Regions from separate parts of the Homo sapiens genome. Here region 2 is linked to region 1. A link is an interaction called in ENCODE POLR2A ChIA-PET data of the cell type or tissue named here. Cell type or tissue: A673. All regions are shown on one strand. Links, peaks and the distances in the headings refer to the core of each region. The heading gives the core; the rest is flanking DNA. Region 1 has its middle 39 kb from the start of ZNRF4. Region 2 overlaps KDM4B (lysine demethylase 4B).

Region 1 (8,323 bases), core at 115-8,114:
TGGAGTCTTGCTCTGTTGTCCAGGTTGGAGTGCAGTGGCGTGATCTTGGGTCACTGCAAACTCTGCCTCCTGGTTCAAGCAATTCCCCTGCCTCAGCCTCCCGAGTAGCTGGGCTTACAGGCGCACACCACCATGCCCAGCTAATTTTTGTATTTTTAAGTAGAGGCGGGGTTTCACCATGTTGGTCAGGCTGGTCTTGAACTCCTGACCTCAGGTGATCCACCCACCTTGGCCTCCCAAAGTGCTGAGATTACAGGTGTGAGCCACCACGCCCGACCTCCTTGCCTCTTTTTATGGCCAAACTCCTGGAGATTGAGTTGTCTACACTCACTGTCTGCACTTCTGTTCTCTTTCTTTCTCCTGAGCCTTCTCCACCCATCAGCCTGGCCTCTCACACCTTCCGCCACTGAAGCTGCCCTTGTCAAAGTGTTACCCGAAGGGGTCCTGATCCAGGTCCCAAGGGAGGGTTCTTGGATCTCGCACAAGAAAGAATTCAAGGTGAATCCATAAAGTGAAAGCAAGTTTATTAAGAAAGTAAAGGAATAAAAGAATGGCTACTCCATAGTCAGAGCAGCCCTGAGGGCTGCTGGTTGCCCATTTTTATGGTTCTTTCTTGATGATATGCTAAACAAGGGGTGGATTATTCATGCCTCGCCTTTTTAGACCATAGAGGGTAAATTTCTGGCGTTGCCGTGGCATCTGTAAACTGTCATGGTGCTGATGGGAGTGTAGCAGTGAGGAAGACCAGAGGTCACTCTTGTCGCCATCTTGGTTTTGGTGGGTTTTAGCCGGCTTCTTTACTGCAAGCTGTTTTATCAGCAAGGTCTTTATGACCTGTACCTTGTGCCGACCTGCTATCTCGTCCTGTGACTTAGAATGCCTAACTGTCTGGGAATGCAGCCCAGTAGGTCTCAGCCTTATTTTACCCAGTCCCTATCCAAGATGGAGTTGTCCTGGTTCAAACGCCTCTGACAGAAGTCAGCGTTGACCCGCCCCATCCTATTCCTCGTCCCTCTGGACGGCGTCTGACCGGCTGGTGCCCCGCCCCTCCTGGAAACACTGGCCTTTCCTTCTACCTCTCTGGGTCCCTCTTCTGTCCCTCTCTCTGTCCATTGCTGGTCAAGGGCTGGGTTCTCAGGCCTCTTTGCTCCTCTATCCACACCCTTCCAGGTCGGCCTCATTAACTCTCGGGGCTCTAAACCCATCTACACCCACTGATACCCACAGTCCTGTCTCCAGTCTGGGCCTCCGCCAGCTCCAAACTTGGCCTTGATGGGCATTTCACACTCAACACAGCCATGTCGGGCTGCACCGGACCCCCTAAACTGCTCTTCTTGCATCTCCCCATCTCAGCTGAGGTCAGCCCTTGTAGCTGCTCAGAGGGAATCTTGGGGTCTCCCTGCCTCCTCTTCCTCCCACCCACATCCTCAGCAAACCTCAGCACTCTACCTTGGAGAGCTCCATGAAGCCCTCTCCTCTCCCTCTGATTCCACACGGAATGCTCTTTTCACCCTCCCTGCCTTTGCCCCTTGCACTCTCCACGCCTGTGCTTATTCGCCCCTTTGTGTGCCAGGCAAGAGCCAGCCTCAGGGTCCTTGCCCTGGCTGTCCCCTATGCTTGAAACTACCGGCAGATAAGCCTGTTTTGCTTCCTGTATCCCCAGCACATAAAACAGCACCCAGCACACAGTAGGTGCTCAATAAACACCTCGGTGCTTATGGAAGGCATAATTCATTAAACCTGCATTCATTTGGTGCATGCCAGAATATATATGCATAGAAAAAAAAATCTCTGGAAGGATATATCCCACCCACACACCCACCCACCCCCGCAGAACTGGGGGTGGTTTTTGCTGAGATAACAGATCTCAACATTTTTAAATATTTGCCACAAAGAATGTAACTTCATCAGGCATGAAAAAAACAAACAAAAAACTCAGTGCCGTTTCAGTGCAGTGACCCACCAGCTGTGTGACCCCAGGCAAATGGCATTCCTTCTCTGAGCCTCAATTTCCTCATCTCAGAAAGCAGGGATTATCCTAGCACTATCCCCAGCAAAGCCCTCCAGAGCTGTACCTCCAAGTCTCAAGGAAAGAGTTAAATCCCGGTCTGAGGCGGTGATATTTGCAATGCATGAGGTTTAAACATTTTCAATAAAGAAAAACAAACCCAGGCCGACGCGCTTTCTGATTTATAGTAATTGCAAACCAGCAGCCGTTAATATAATTGTCCGGTGGAGGGGGGTGGCGGGGGGCTTCACGCGGGGCCCAATCAGCCCAGGGTGGGATGCGGCCCCAGTCAGGTTAAGCAAACGCATTACTTTAATAACCTGGGGAGGCAGCTGGAGCCATTAGCAAGAAGGGAGAATAAATATTATCCCAAGAAGCTCCAGAATCCGCAGTTTTATCACCGAGAATTGTCCCCCGTGCTATTTACTTTCAATTTAGATTTTCGGGAAAGTGGTTCTTGGCACATTTTATATATGAAGGAGAATGACTGGAATTGAAATATGACCTGATTTTGCCGTCTGAGAGAAAAAAGAGCCACAGTTTTTTGGGGTCGAGTGAGCTCTCGGCGCTGTCCCACTGAGTCACTCTTAAGATCAAAGCACTGGGACACAGAGGCTCACACACGTTGTGCAGGCGCTGGGGTTTGACCTGAGTCTGCTCCAGAGGCGCAGGGAATATGGGGACAAACGTCCAGGGAGGTGGCCTCATTTGATGACAGCGGACTTTAGAGATCTTCTGGTCTCGTTAGTTTGCCGGTGGGGGGAGACTGAGGCTGAGAGCGAGGCTGTCATGGGCTACTTGAGTCTACTCACCTGATTCTTCTTGCCAACTGTATCTTCTCTCACTCAAGAACCCTCATTGGCTCCCTAGGGTCCCCCGAATCAAACCCGCTTCTGCTATTTTTTACATTCAGAATGGAATTCAAAACGGATCACAGGGGCCAGGCACGGTGGCTCAGGCCTGTAATCCCAGCACTTCGGGAGGCCGAGGTGGGTGAATCACTTGAGGTCAGGAATTCAAGACCAGCCTGGCCAGCATGGTGAAAACCCATCTCTACTAAAAGTACAAAAATTAGCCAGGCGTGGTGATGCATGCCTGTAATCCCAGCTACTCAGGAGGCTGAGGCAGGAAAATCGCTTGAACCCGGGAGGCGGAGGTTGCAGTGAGCTGAGATCACACCACCGCACTCCAGCCTGGGAGACAGAGCGAGACTCGGTCTCAAAAAAAAAAAAAAAAAAAAAAAAAAAAAGGGATCACACAGGTCTACATGTAAAATGTAGAAGAAAACATGAGAAAAAAATCTTCAATAGGGTCTCCTCTCTTGGCTTTGGAGCCTCCCCTCCTGCTGTGTCTCTATAGGGAGCTGCTTCCTTCTTTCCTCTTCCTTCTTGCCTATTGAACTCTCTGCTCCTTAAAACAAAACAAAATAAAATCTTTAAGACATGAGGTTAAGCAAAGAGTTCTTAGGGATGACACCCAAGAATGAGCCATAAAGGAAGAAACTGATGAATTGGACTTCATCCAAATTAATGATTTCTGCTCTATGCAAAAGACTATACCGTTAGAGAGGGTGAAAAGACAAGCTATGGTTTGGAAGAGTCTACTTGCAAATCACATAGCCAACACAGAATTTGTATCTAGAATATATAAAGAGGTCTAGGCTGGGCACAGTGGCTCACGCCTGTAATCCCAGCACTTTGGGAGCCTGAGGCAGGCGGATCACTTAAGGTCAGGAGAATTGCTTGAACCTGGGAGGCAGAGGTTGCAGTGAGCTGAGATAGCACCACTGCACTCCAGTCTGGGCAACAGAGCGAGACTCCATCTCCAGAAAAAAAAAACAAAAACCAACAAACAACCCAATTAAAATATGGACATAGACGGAAACTGACATTTCACTGAAGAGGAGATACAGATGGCAAATGGGTACATGAAAGAATGTTCAAAGTTATTAGCCACCAGGGACCTGCAAATCCAAACCACAATGAGGTATCACTACATACCCATCAAAATGGCTAAATTAAAAAAAAAAAAGTTGATCACATCAAATGCTGGCAAGGATGAAGACCAAATAGATCACTCAGTCCTATGTTGCTGGCAGAGATGTGAAATGGTATAGCCACTGTGGAAAAAGAGTGTGGCAGGATTTCGTTTTGTTCTGTTTGCTGTACTGTGTTTTGTTTTGTTGTACAAAACAAACCATGCACTTACCATATGACCCTGGAATTACATTCTTGGGCATTTATATCCCAGGGAAATGAAAACTTATGTTCATATAAAAACCCAGAAGTGGGGCCAGGAGCAGTGGCTCACGCCTGTAATCCCAGCACTTTGGGAAGCCGAGGCGGACAGATCACTTGAGGTCAGGAGTTCGAGACCAGCCTGGCCAACATGATGAAACCCCGTCTCTACTAAAAATACAAAAATTAGCTGGGCGTGGTGGCGGGCACCTGTAGTCCTAGCTACTCCAGACTCTGAGGCAGAGGATTGCTTGAACCTGGGAGGCGGAGGTTGCAGTGAGCTGAGATCACATCACTGCACTCCAGCCTGGGTGACAGAGGGAGACTCTGTCTCAAAAAACAAAAAACAAACAAAAAAACCCAGAAGTGAATGTTCAGAGCAGCTTCCTTCTAAAATGGCCAAATGCTGGAAGCAACCTAAATGGCCCTCAACAGGTGAACGGTTAAACAAATTGTGCTCCATCCAGACCGTGGAATTCTACTTAGCAATGAACAGGAAGGAACTATTGAGAAACGCAGCAACTTAGGTTGGCTCTCACGGGAGCTGTGCTGAAATGACAAGAGCCAGTCTTCAAAGGTTATAGAGGAGTGGAGTGGTGAGGTCCAACGGATGGTTCATAGGTCCAAAAAAGAAAAAAAGGATGAATGAGTAAGAGACCTAGTAAGATAGCACAACGCGGGGACTATAGTCAATAATATATGTATTTTTTTGAGACAGGATCTCACTCTGTTGTCCAGGCTGGAATGCAGTGGCGTGATCTCCATTCATTGCAACCTCTGTCTCCCAGGCTCAAGTGATCCTTCCACCTCAGCCTCCCGAGTAGCTGAGACTACAGGCATGCACCACCAAACCTGGCTAATTTTTGTAGTTATTTTGGTAGAGAAGGGGTTTTGCCATGTCATCCAGGCTGGTCTTGAACTCCTGGGCTCAAGTGATCCTCCCACCTCAGCTTCCCAAAGTGTTGGGATTACACGCTTGAGCCACCGTGCCCAGCCAGTCAATAATAACTTAATTGTACATTTTAAAATGACAAAAAGAGGCCAGGCGGGGTGGCTCCCACCTGTAATCCCAGCACTTTGGGACGCAGAGGTGGGAGGATCGCTTGAGCCCAGGAGCTCAAGAGCAGCATGGATGACATGGCGAAACCCTGTCTCTTCTAAAAATACAAAAATAAGCTGGACGTGGTGGCAGGTGCCTGTAATCCCAGCTACTTGGGAGGCTGAGGCAGGAGAATTGTGTGAAGCTGGAAGGAGGAGGTTTCAGTGACCCCAGATTGTGCCACTGCACTCCAGCCTGGACAACAGAGTGAGACTCCATCTCAAAATAAAATTAAATAAAACAAAATAAAATAACTATAAAGGTATAATTGGATTGCTCCTAACATGAAAGATAAATGCTTCAGGGGATGAATGCCCAGTTTTTCATGATGTGATTATTACACGTTGCATGCCTGCACCAAAATAGCTCATGTACCCCATAAATATATATACACCACGATGTACCCACGTAATTAAAAAGAAATACATAACAACAACAACAAAAGCTGAAGGTTACAGAGCATGCGGTTCCACTGATACAGGCTTCCTGAAATGACAGAATTATAAGATGAAGAATGGTAAGGGTTTTCAGGTAGGAGGAAGAGAGAGATGGTTGTGACGTAAAAAAAAGTGCAGCACAGAACATCCTCATAATGGAATGTGTTGTGTGTCCTGATTGTGAAACTACACATCTAAATGTTGCATGGACACACACACACACACACACACACACACACACACACACACAAATGAGTGCACATAAACCAGCAAAGTCTGAATAAGGTTGATGGATTATGTTAATGTTCATTTCCCGTTTATGATATTGTAAGATGTCACCATTGGGGGAAGCTGGTTAAAGGCACAAGAGATCTCTCTGTACTCATTTTTTACTTTTTTTAAAAACATCTTTATTGAAATAATTCCCATATCATACAAGTCACCCATTTGAAGTATATAATTCAGTGGTTTTTAGTAAATTCACAGAGCTGAGATGATGTGCAACCATCTTTACAATATAATCTTAGAATGTTCTATGTTATACTTTATTGAGACAGAGCCTCACTCTTGTCACCCAGGCTGGAGTGCAGTGGCATGATCTTGGCTCACTGCAACCTCTGCCTCCCGGGTTCAAGTGATTCTCTCGATTCAGCCTCCCGAGTGGCTGTAACTACAGGCGCGCGCCACCACGCCCGGCTAATTTTTGTATTTTTAGTGAAACAGGGTTTCACCATGTTGGCTAGTCTAGTCTCGAACTCTTGACCCCAAGTGATCTTCCCACGTTGGCCGCCCAAAGTGCTGGAATTACAGGCATGAGCTATCATGCCCGACCTAGAATATTTTAGTCACCCTAAAAGAAACCAATTAGGGCCGGGCACAGTGGCTCACGCCTGTAATCCCAGCAGTTTGGGAGGCCAAGGTGGGCAGATCATGAGGTCAAGAGATCGAGACCATCCTGGCCAACATGGTGAAACCCTGTCTTTAGTAAAAATATAAAAATTAGCTGGGTGTGGTGGCACGCACCTGAAGTCCCAGCTATTCGGGAGGCTGAGGCAGGAGAATCACTTGAACCTGGGAGGCGGATGTTGCCGTGAGCCGAGATCGCGTCACTGCACTCCAGCCTGGATGACAGAGCGAGACTCTGTAAAAAAGAAAGAAGAAAGAAAGAAGGAAAAGAAAGGAAAGAAAGGAAGGAAGGAAGGAAGGAAGGAAGGAAGGAAGGAAGGAAGGAAGGAAGGGAAAGAAATAAACCAATTAGGCTGGACGCGGTGGCTCACGCCTGTAATCACAGCACTTTAGGAGGACGAGGCAGGTAGATCACCTGAGGTCAGGAGTTCAAGACCAGCCTGGCCAACATTGGCAAAACCCCGTGTCTACTAAAAATACAAAATTAGCCAGGCATGGTGGCGGGTTCTTTAATCCCAGCTACTTTGGAGGCTGAGGCAGGACAATTGCTTGAACCCAGGAAGCGGAGGTTACAGTGAGCAGAGATCATGTCACAGCACTCTAGCCTGGGCGACACAGTGAGATTCTGTCTCAAAACAAACAAACAAAACAAAACAAACAAACAAAAAAGAAACCAAATTAGTAATCACTCCCAATCTCTTCCCCAGCCCCTGGCCACCACGACTCACAAGTCCACTTTCTGTGTCTGGATTTGCCCGTTCTGGAAATTCCATATGAGCAAGATCATACAATATGTGGCCTTTGTGTCTGGTTTCTTTCTTTCTTTTCTTTCTTTTTCTTTTCTTTTTTTTTTTAAGACAGAGTCTTGCTCTGCCCAGGCTGGAGTGCAGTGGCACGATCTCGGCTCACTGCAGCCTCCACCCCCCGGGTTCAAGCGATTTTCCTGCCTCAGCCTCCCGAGTAGCTGGGATTACAGGCACCTGCCACCACGCCCGGCTAATTTTTGTATTTTTAGTAGAGATGGGGGTTTCACCATCTTGGCCAGGCTGGTCTTGAACTCCTGACCTCTTGATCCACCCACCTCGGCCTTCCAAAGTGCTGGGATTCCAGGCGTGAGCCACCGTGCCTGGCCTGTGTCTGGTTTCTTTCACAGAGCATGATGTGTTTAAGGTTCACCCACGTTGTAACCTATACCAGGGCTTCATTCCTTTTCATGGCCAAACACATTCCATTGTGTGGACGGACCACGTTTGGCTTTTCTGTTCATCAGTTGATGGAGAGTCAGATTGTTTTCACTTTTTGAATTGTTATCAATAATACTGCTATCAACATTTATCCTTAAGATTTTGCATGGGGTCAGGCGTGGTGGCTGACGCCTATAATCACAGCACTTTGGGAGGCAGAAGCAGGAGGATCACTTGAGGTCTGGAGTTCAAAACCAACCTGGCCAACACAGTGAAACCCTGCCTCTACTAAAAATACAAAAAATTAGCTGGTCATGGTGGAACTGATATCACATCACTCCACTCTAGCCTGGGTGACAGAGCAAGACTCTGTCTCAAAAAGAAAAGAAAAAAAGATTTGCATACACATATTTTTTTATTTTAACTTTTTTTTTTGAGACGGAGTCTCACTC
Region 2 (8,323 bases), core at 46-8,045, 300 kb after region 1:
CTCCCACCCACTGCAGTCCCTCCCTCCACCCCCACCCTGAAAACTCACCCTAGAGGTCGCTTCCGACCATGGCCCTCCCCTGCTGCAGCCTTCCAGGGGCACCCCCACGGCCTTCAAGCCTTACTGTGTCTGCCCCAGAGGGCCCCAGAACTGTCCTGGTGCCCAACCAGAGCTCTGGGGCCTCATCCTTGCAGCCCAGCCCTTTCCTACCTGCAGTAGTGCCAGGCTGAGACCCCTGGGTCCCACACTACATGGAACTGGGTAGGGCTCAATGCACAGACACAGCAAGGGCGGCACAGACACAGCAAGGGGGGCACAGCCCACGGCAGAGGGGCAGCCATCACTTGGGGCATCTGTGGGGTCCTAAGAGCACGCCTCTTCCTGACCCTGACATCTTCATCCCCCTTCGCGTGTTTCTGCACCCAATGCTTGTTTCTGGGTCTGGCTCCCGGCACAGGTGTTGAGGGTGTGGCCATCCTTGCTCGCCTCCATGACCGTCCCCTTCTCTCCCTGCACCTGCCACCGTCTTCCATTGCAGCCAAATTCCACGTTTACGCTTTTATGCCCCATAAACATTGTGCATCCATGAGCCACAGAGCAACTCGGGCCGCATTCCCTGCCCCCACCCTGGGGTCTGGAACTGGCCTCCTGCTTTGGACGCCTAGCTTCCTTGGTATCTCTGAGCTCCCTGCCATTGCTCTTAAACTCCTGCTGTGGTCTCCTATGCAGGGTGTCCCCTTCTCTCCATGACACCCCTGGGGGTCTTGGTTCCTTCTCCCATGATCTTGAGACTCCCCTTGACTCTCCTGGGTTAGATCTTGTTTCCTCAACCCCATGGCTTTCTCGATTTACATCCTTGTTTAGCTGGAGCACATCCTGCAGCAGCTTCCTGAGAAAGGAGGTGGAATACGAGACTCTGTGTGTCTAAAAAGATCCTTATTCCCCTCACACATTTCTTGACAATTTGGCTAGGTAAAAGATTTGGGGAGAATTATTCCTCTTCTGACTTTTGAAGGCCTTTTTCCTTTGTCTTTTAGCTTGTGGCATTATGACTGTAAATCCAATGCTAACAGAGTCTCCTATTCTTTATAATTTTTTTTTTTTTTTTTTTTTTTTTTTTAGAGATGTGGTCTTGCTATGTTGCCCAGGCTGACCTCGAACTCTGGGCCTCAAGTGATCCTCCTGCCTTGGCCTCCCATAGTGCTGGGATCACAGGCATGAGCTACCATGCCCAGCCCCAGTCTGGTGAGCTGTTTATGTGATCTGTTTGCTCTGGAAGCTTTCAGGGCCTTTGTTTAATCCAGGAATTGTGAAATTTCACAGCGATGCATTGTGGTTTGGGTAATTTCCATTCTTGGGCGGACTTTCTGGTGGACTTTTTAACCTGGAAATGCAAAGCCTTTGGGTCCCGGGACACTTTTCTTTTTCTGAAACTCCTATCAGGGGCTAGATTTCCTAGACTACGCCTCTGACTTCCTGATCCTTCCTATCTTCCAGCTCTGTCTGTCAGTGCTGTGGGAGGGGATTCTTCAAGGGCCTCCCAATCCACTGTGGGCTTGTCTCTTCTCTAGATGGTAACATCCGAGAGCCACTCGTTCCTGGAATGTTTCTTCTTCACAGCAATGGCTCTTTTTCCATAATGCAAAGTCCCGGCCCACTCCAGGGCCCTGCACTCACTGCATCCTCTTTCCTCGGAGCTCTGCCCTTCTTTGCTGTGCAGGCCCTGCCTTTGTCATGGGAGCGCAGCCTCCAATGTGTCGGGTCCCCTGGCCGTTGATCCCTCTGTGCACGGTGCCAAGCCGTGTGTGAGCTGGGCCTGGTGAAGGCAGTGGCAGGGGCTGCTGAGGGCAGGAGCCTGTGACTTTAGGAGAGCCCCAGTATCAGCATATGTGGCTTTGCTCCACTGGGCCCCTTTGTTCTCTGGCAGAGGACCCCCACCCCCTCTATTGTCTCTCCTGGCCTTGGGGGTTGGGGGGATGTGAGGCTGGCAGCTGGGCCCCACTGCTGACCCCAGGAAGGCGCCTCCCTTCTGCCCAGAGCCACCCACTGTCTTCTGCTGGTTGCCCCCACATCCCCCCAGCACCCCCAGGGGCTGCCCATGTTTGCCCGCTGTGTCTTTCTGAGGCCCCGTGGTACATTCCCCCTGCAGCCCTCCAGGAGCTGCCCATGTCTGCCCACTGTGTCTTTCTGTGGCCCCATGGTGCAGCCCAGCTGCTCCCTGCTGGCTGTCCTCCTGGTTGCCGGCCCATGGGGTCTCCTGCCCACCCTTCCCTGCTTTTCAAAGCCTGGAGACGTGCTCAGCTGCCACTGCCCCCTCTCCCGTTCTCTGCACTTCACTCTCTGGTGTTTCAGTGGCGTTTCAGGAGAGAGTGGAGATAAATAAGCACTTAGCCTGCCAGGCTTAACTGGACGCCGCTGGGCTCATTCCTATGAGCCAAATGTCGGGACATAGTCCAGATAACTGCACTAATATTTCCAAGGTGGAAGCAGGTGTCCTTTGCAGCTTGTATGGCAGGAGGCGGGGTGGACGGCCTCTGGCCCTGTCACCCAGTAACACAGGGCACCTGCAGCACCCAGAGTGGGACCATCAGCATTCAGTGCCGCGCTGGCTCAGGGCTTCTCACAAGGTGGGGAGGACTGGGAGGCTGGCCCCAGGCTGAGCCCTCAGAGCCGCCCACCCCCGACCCAAAGTGGCCCAGTGCTCCCCACCCCCAAGACTAGACCCTGTGCTGAGGAATTTCACCTTTGAGAAAATGAAGGGCAGCTCTAGGAAAGAGACAGGAGACAGCAAGTGAGTCCCTGAGGCTGCGCACTCCCTGCAGGGGCTGGCAGGTCCCTGTGCTCGTGAGGTTCTGTCCCTGAGGGCTGAGGTCCCTGTTGGTGGGGAGGGCTCAGGAATGCAGCTGGGGTGTGGCAGCCGTGGCAGCCCTGGCAGGAGTCGGGGCCAGAGGCGTGGCGGTGTCCTGCACTGGCGCAGGGGCGACAGGCCAAGGCAGAGCAGGAGGGGACAGGCAGCACCGAGCTCGGAGGGGTAGGGGAGACGAGGCCTGGGCCCAGCCGGGCTCACAGAGCAGCAGTGGGCCAGGGAGGCTGTGGTGAGGCGGGTGCACAGATGTCCTGCAGGGAGCGCGTACCTGCTGGAGCACGTGCACATGGCGCTTCTCGCGTGGAAAGAGTTTGCATGGAGGAGCGTCGCGTGGGTGCCAGAGAGCACTGTGAGGGCTCCGGCTCAGGCAGGGCACCAGAACGCACAGCGCCACCGGGAGTGGGGAGGCTGAGGGCACCCGCCAGGAGCCAGGCTGCAGTTTTAGGCGACCCATCCATCAGGGGGAAGAATACAAACAGCCCCCAACGCTCGCTCAACGAGATTTAGTTCTGGAAGAGACCCATGTAAGGTGGCGAGCAGGGAGTAGGCCGTGTCCTCTGAGCTCAGGCAGCTGTGCCGAACCATCCGCACCCCATGGGGCACCTGGTAAACACATGAGGGCCATCCCACAGCCACGCCGAGGGCAGGGAAGGCTGGACTGCACGGGGGTGAGGGCATGGCGCCCACCCTGATGCCATCCCTTGGTCTAGGGCAGGGGTTCCCACGCGGGGGACTGGGCGATGTCTAGGGACATCTGTGGTTGTCACGACTTGGGGCACTCCTGGCATGGAGTGGGTGGAGGCCAGGGATACTGCTCATTACCCTGCAGGGCCCAGGATGCTCCCCCAACCAGAGAAGGATCCCGCCTGTGTCCACAAGCCCCTTGTCTGGGAGACAGAGCCAGTCCACTGTGTCTCCCGATCCAGCCTGAGCCACAGATGCTCAGACAGGGCTGCCCTGGCCCCAAGATATGCCCTCAGGGAGGGAGCCTGGCTCAGGGGAAAAGGCAGGCCACGTGGAGAGGGCACTGCTCAGGGGGGAACCGACCACCTCCCTGGTGGAGGGAGGGGCAGCTTGGGCTTTGGAACGTGAGTCACCCATCTGCCTCTCCAGAGAAAAGCACCCCCAATGACTTTAAAAAAAAAAAAAAAAAGTGAATCAGCCTTGTTTTACATACTGAAGGCTTTCAAGAAAATTATATCCTTGGGAAGCTGACTTCATTTGTTATTCAGGCTTGCTGCTGGGTGAAGGCAGCCCCCAGGATGGCGGCGCGGGAGAGGGCGGGAGGGGGCTCCTGGGAGGAGCAGGTCGTGACTAGAAGTGAGGGGGTGGCCGGGGCAGGGAGGCCAGGCCAGGCCACGCAAGGGCTGGTTCTGGGGGGTCCACTTCCTGCGTGCAAAGAAGGTTCCAAGCAGCGGTGAGCGCAGCGGCTTCCGCATCTCCTCCTGGCAGGCAATTTAGACGGCCTCTAGTCCCATTCCACTCCTGGAACGTGGTGCCGGTTTATTGGCAATCCACTCTGTTGACCAATTAGCCTGAGCCACAATCAATTAACCATTATGCAAATAGCACGTCTGGCTGGGCCTGGGAGCTGGGGTGCACGAGCTCTGTGCTGCGGGGGCCGCCTGGAGTAGCCTCACCAGGAGGCAGCTCTTCATGAGGAGCACACAGGAGGCAGGAAATCAAAAGGACAGAACAAGAGCAGAAGAGACAGATTCACCTTGGCAGGGCTGTCAGGAGGGGCTGTGAAAACACTCGGGGCAGAGGGAACATTCTCCGAGAGAGGCCGCGAGGTGGGGAAGACAGAGGAGGCCGAGACAGATGCCCAGACCGCCCAGGAGTCCCAGACTCACAGACAGATGGACGTGTTGAAAAAGAAGGCGCCCATTTAGAGGAGAAGGTTCTGGACCAGAAGTGACTTTTCAGAAACCAGTTCCAAGGCCTGTTTCTGCAGAGCGTGGTGGGGGGCCAAGGCTGAGCCGCCCCCAACCTTGGTGCTCAGTGGCTGGGTCTCGAGTGGGCACCATCCATCGCCAGCTGGGACAAGATCAAGGCAGCAGAGACTGGATGGCTGCAGAGGGAAGGTCACTGCTCAAAGGGAAGGGGGAGGCTGCCCCCACACCAAGGCCACCACTGTTGGCTCAAAGACCAGACCTGCCAGCAGCCTGTCTGGGTACGACCCACAAGCTAGGAACAGTGTTTACATGTTTTTTTGTTTGTTTGTTTGTTTTCCTGGAGAGACAAGGTCTTGCTCTGTCATTCAGGCTGGAGTGCAGTGGTACAATCTCGGCTCACTGCAGCCTTGACCTCCTGGGCTTAAGTGATCTTCCTGCCTCAGCCTTCTCAGTAGTTGGGACCACAGGCGCACACCACCACACCCAGCTGATTTTTAAATTTTTTGTAGAGATGGCATCTCAATATGTTGCCCAGGCTGGTCTCAAACCCCTGGACTCAAGCAATCCTCCTTCCTTGGCCTCCAAAGTGCAGAGATTACAGGTGTGAGCGATCGTGCCTGGCCAATGTTCACATTTTTAAGTGGCTCAAAACAGAAAAATTATCGTATTTGGTAGCATGTAAAAATCATGAGATCTGGATTTCAGGGTCTGTAAACAAAGCTTCACGGACACAGCCACGCGCATTTCTTCGCTGTCTATCATCTGCAAGGGTCTTGAGTTGCCATGCGGAGTCGAGACGTCGAGACACAGGAGGCCTGGCCTGCAAAGTCGCCAAGTCACAAATGTTTGCTCTCTGGCCCTTCCCCGGAGGAGTTGGCTGAGCCCACTCTGTGCCGTCCCTCCCGGCTCCAGCTCATGCTCAGGGGCTCCCTGAATGTTCCTTGGGCACCAAACAGGAGTGAGATCTGTCGACAACTGTGCCAAGGGCAGCTCAGAGCCCTGGAAGCCTGGACACTTCCCAGAGGAGGGGCTGGGGAGGCCGGTGCTCGCCTTCACTCTGGGCATGAAGTGGATCTCCTCCTAGGCCGGGACCTGCCTCCGTGTCCCCATGGCCTCTTGTGGTCAGAAGCCAAGAGGCTGCAGATGCTTTGGCCTCTCCTCCAGGCGGACACCAGATACCTGGCTGGGAGGGTCTGTGCGGCGATACGCAGGGAGGGGTTCTGAGTGGGAGGAGGGCATCCAGGGTCACGCCCCGGGGCCGGCCTTCTGAAATCCTCTCCACGATCTCAAATCCAAGCAGCCCCACCTGATGCCCCGTTGAGTCCTTGCAGGGAACCCGACTGCTCTCAGCGCCAGGGAGGGGCCCGAGTAGCCGGACAGCAGAAATGCGGTGAGTGAGAGGGACAGGGAGCCATGTGGCTGGTGGCTCTGCTGAGGCAATGGCACGGGGCCTGGGGCCACCCAGGGTCAGCCTCCTGGCGGGGACATGACAGGGAGTATGGGGAGCCCGCGGGTGTGAACGGCACAGACGCTGCCCGCCAGAGCAGAGCCCACCCACCCCAGCAAAGCGAGGCCTCGAGAAAACACTGTGCCTCAGACTGGAGGAGAAACAGAACAGGAGGAGGAGGACGAAAGAGGAGGCGGGGTGGGAATAGGAAGAAAGGGAGGAGTGGGACACGGCCCGGAGCCCCTGCCAGTGGGAAGGGGCCTGGGCCACCCAGCAGGGCCACCCCCCGTGATGCTGGGCAGTCACGCGGCAGTCCCTTGGCAACTCACCTGCGGAGGAGCTTGGCCTTCAGCGAGGCCCGGGATGCACTCCAGGAGCTCAGCTCGGGGCTGGTGAGCGCCGTGGGCCGCGTGTGGTCCAGCACCGTGAGGTCCTTGCCCTGCTTCCACAGCTCGTAGCGCTCGGGCTGCAGGATGCGCACGAACACGTCCATGGAGATCTTGACCATGTCCTTCCGGCACGTGCACTGCGGCAGGGGACACGGTCTGAGCCCTCGCGCCACACCTGGACGGCTGGCTCCACACACCCCACCCCAGAGCAGGTAGGGCTCACGGCCCGGGCCTCCCACACCCCATCCCACCGCTGAGCATTCCGCTTCTAGAACATTTTTCTTTTCGAGACACGGTCTCACTCTGTCGCCCAGGCTGGAGTGCAGTGGTGCAATCATGGCTCATTGTAGCCTCGACCTCTCAGGCTCAAGCGATTCTCCCGCCTCAGCCTCCCAAGTAGCTGGGAATACAGGCACCCACCACCACATCTGGCTAATTCTTAAGAGAATTTTTAGAGATGGGGTCTCGCTATGTTGCTCAGGCTAGTCTTGAACTCCTGGGTTCAAGTGATCCTCTTGCCTCAGTCTCCCAAAACCCTGGGATTACAGGTGTGCACCAGCACTCCTGCTCTGTTTCTAGAACTTCTATCACAAGTCAGGAAACGGCATCCCCCAGTTGTGAGTCCCTGGTTTGCCTCCACGGAGTTGGAACGGCCACTGAGCAAACACCCAAGAGAAATGGGGGCTGGGCGCAGCTCAGTGAGGGGCCTGAGGTTCAGGACTGGGCACTGCCCCACGCACAGCTGTCCAGAGACCAGCGAGGCTGAGGTTCAGATGCCTCCTGTTGGTCCAGGCAAAAATCTCCCTCCCGTCAGACGCGGGTGCCCCCAGGTAGGTAAAAATGGATACGGAGTATTTTATAACAGCAATCGTTCCAAGAGGGCTGGGAAGAAGGGAGACAACAGCAGTCCCCAAAGAGCTGAGAGAACCAACAGGAATCCCGGAATGTGACAACGGCCCCTCCTCAGGAGGCCTCACGAGGGCGACGGTGGCCCACAGGCTCCCGCACGCCTCACCTGACTGCCTCCAGCTTGCAGGGCTGGAGGGACGACAATGTTAACGAAGAAGATGCTGAGGGTCTGGGAGGCTCAGGGACTCAGCGGCTAAGAAAGGACATTAACGTGCCATGTGCTGCAGCCGGCTTGCCTGGGGTCTTGGGGGAATTGAGCAAACACCCAATAGGATGGCCCCTTGTGTTTGGGAACGTCAAGCGAGTGGCAAGGATGAGTTGAAGTCCCCTCCAGCTGCCTGCCGGGCAGACCTGCCGCTCTCACGCCCTCAGCCCTTCCCAGGTCACTGTTCTTGGTGGCTCTGCCGCTGCGTCACTTTGGTCACACTGGGCACTGGGAAGGATGTTCTGCAGGTGACCTGGTGATGCTCAACATTTCAGGGACTTGGGGCCAGAGAAGCCAGGCCCCAGAGGGCATGAACCCAGATGCCCAAGCGGCGATTACCACCATGGCACTCAGATCCCAGGAGGCGGCCAGGAAGCTCTGGTCTGTCACGTACCTACTGGGATGAGGCTGAGATGGGGCTGGAAAAACCCCAACCTCAAGAGGAAGGGGGAAAGGGCAGGGCTGGCCAACTGTCACAGAGGCCCAAACGCTGAGTGTTTTCAGCTTCGAGAAACTCTGCACCGTGCCTCTAAAGCATCACGGATGATGGGCACATGCATGCGCATGGCTGTGTGTCAATAAAACTTTATTAATAAACAGAGGCCAGGGACA

The links. Peaks named below come from ENCODE experiments on the same cell type or tissue, not always from the same donor. Only the 100,000 strongest peaks of a DNase experiment are listed, where the experiment ranks them.
Region 2: POLR2A ChIA-PET joins it to region 1 with 6 read pairs; 1 of 35 experiments calls an interaction of 5 or more read pairs at or near these places.

Annotation. Positions count from the first base shown.
Region 1 is chr19:5,412,008-5,420,330 of GRCh38, reverse strand. No RefSeq gene overlaps it. Among named protein-coding and RNA genes, the nearest start is that of ZNRF4, 39 kb to the left of the region's middle. In A673, for the core only: no CTCF peak of the experiment used is centred there; a DNase peak (open chromatin) is centred at 3,360; H3K4me3 peaks cover 937 bases.
Region 2 is chr19:5,109,033-5,117,355 of GRCh38, reverse strand. KDM4B (lysine demethylase 4B) reads right to left here. Exons shown (of 23, transcript NM_015015.3): 10 at 6,538-6,734. Among named protein-coding and RNA genes, the nearest start is that of PTPRS-AS1, 65 kb to the left of the region's middle. RefSeq lists enhancers at 1,279-2,233, 2,234-3,189, 5,829-6,338, 6,801-7,657. In A673, for the core only: a CTCF peak has its summit at 7,591; a DNase peak (open chromatin) is centred at 3,945; H3K27ac peaks cover 4,436 bases.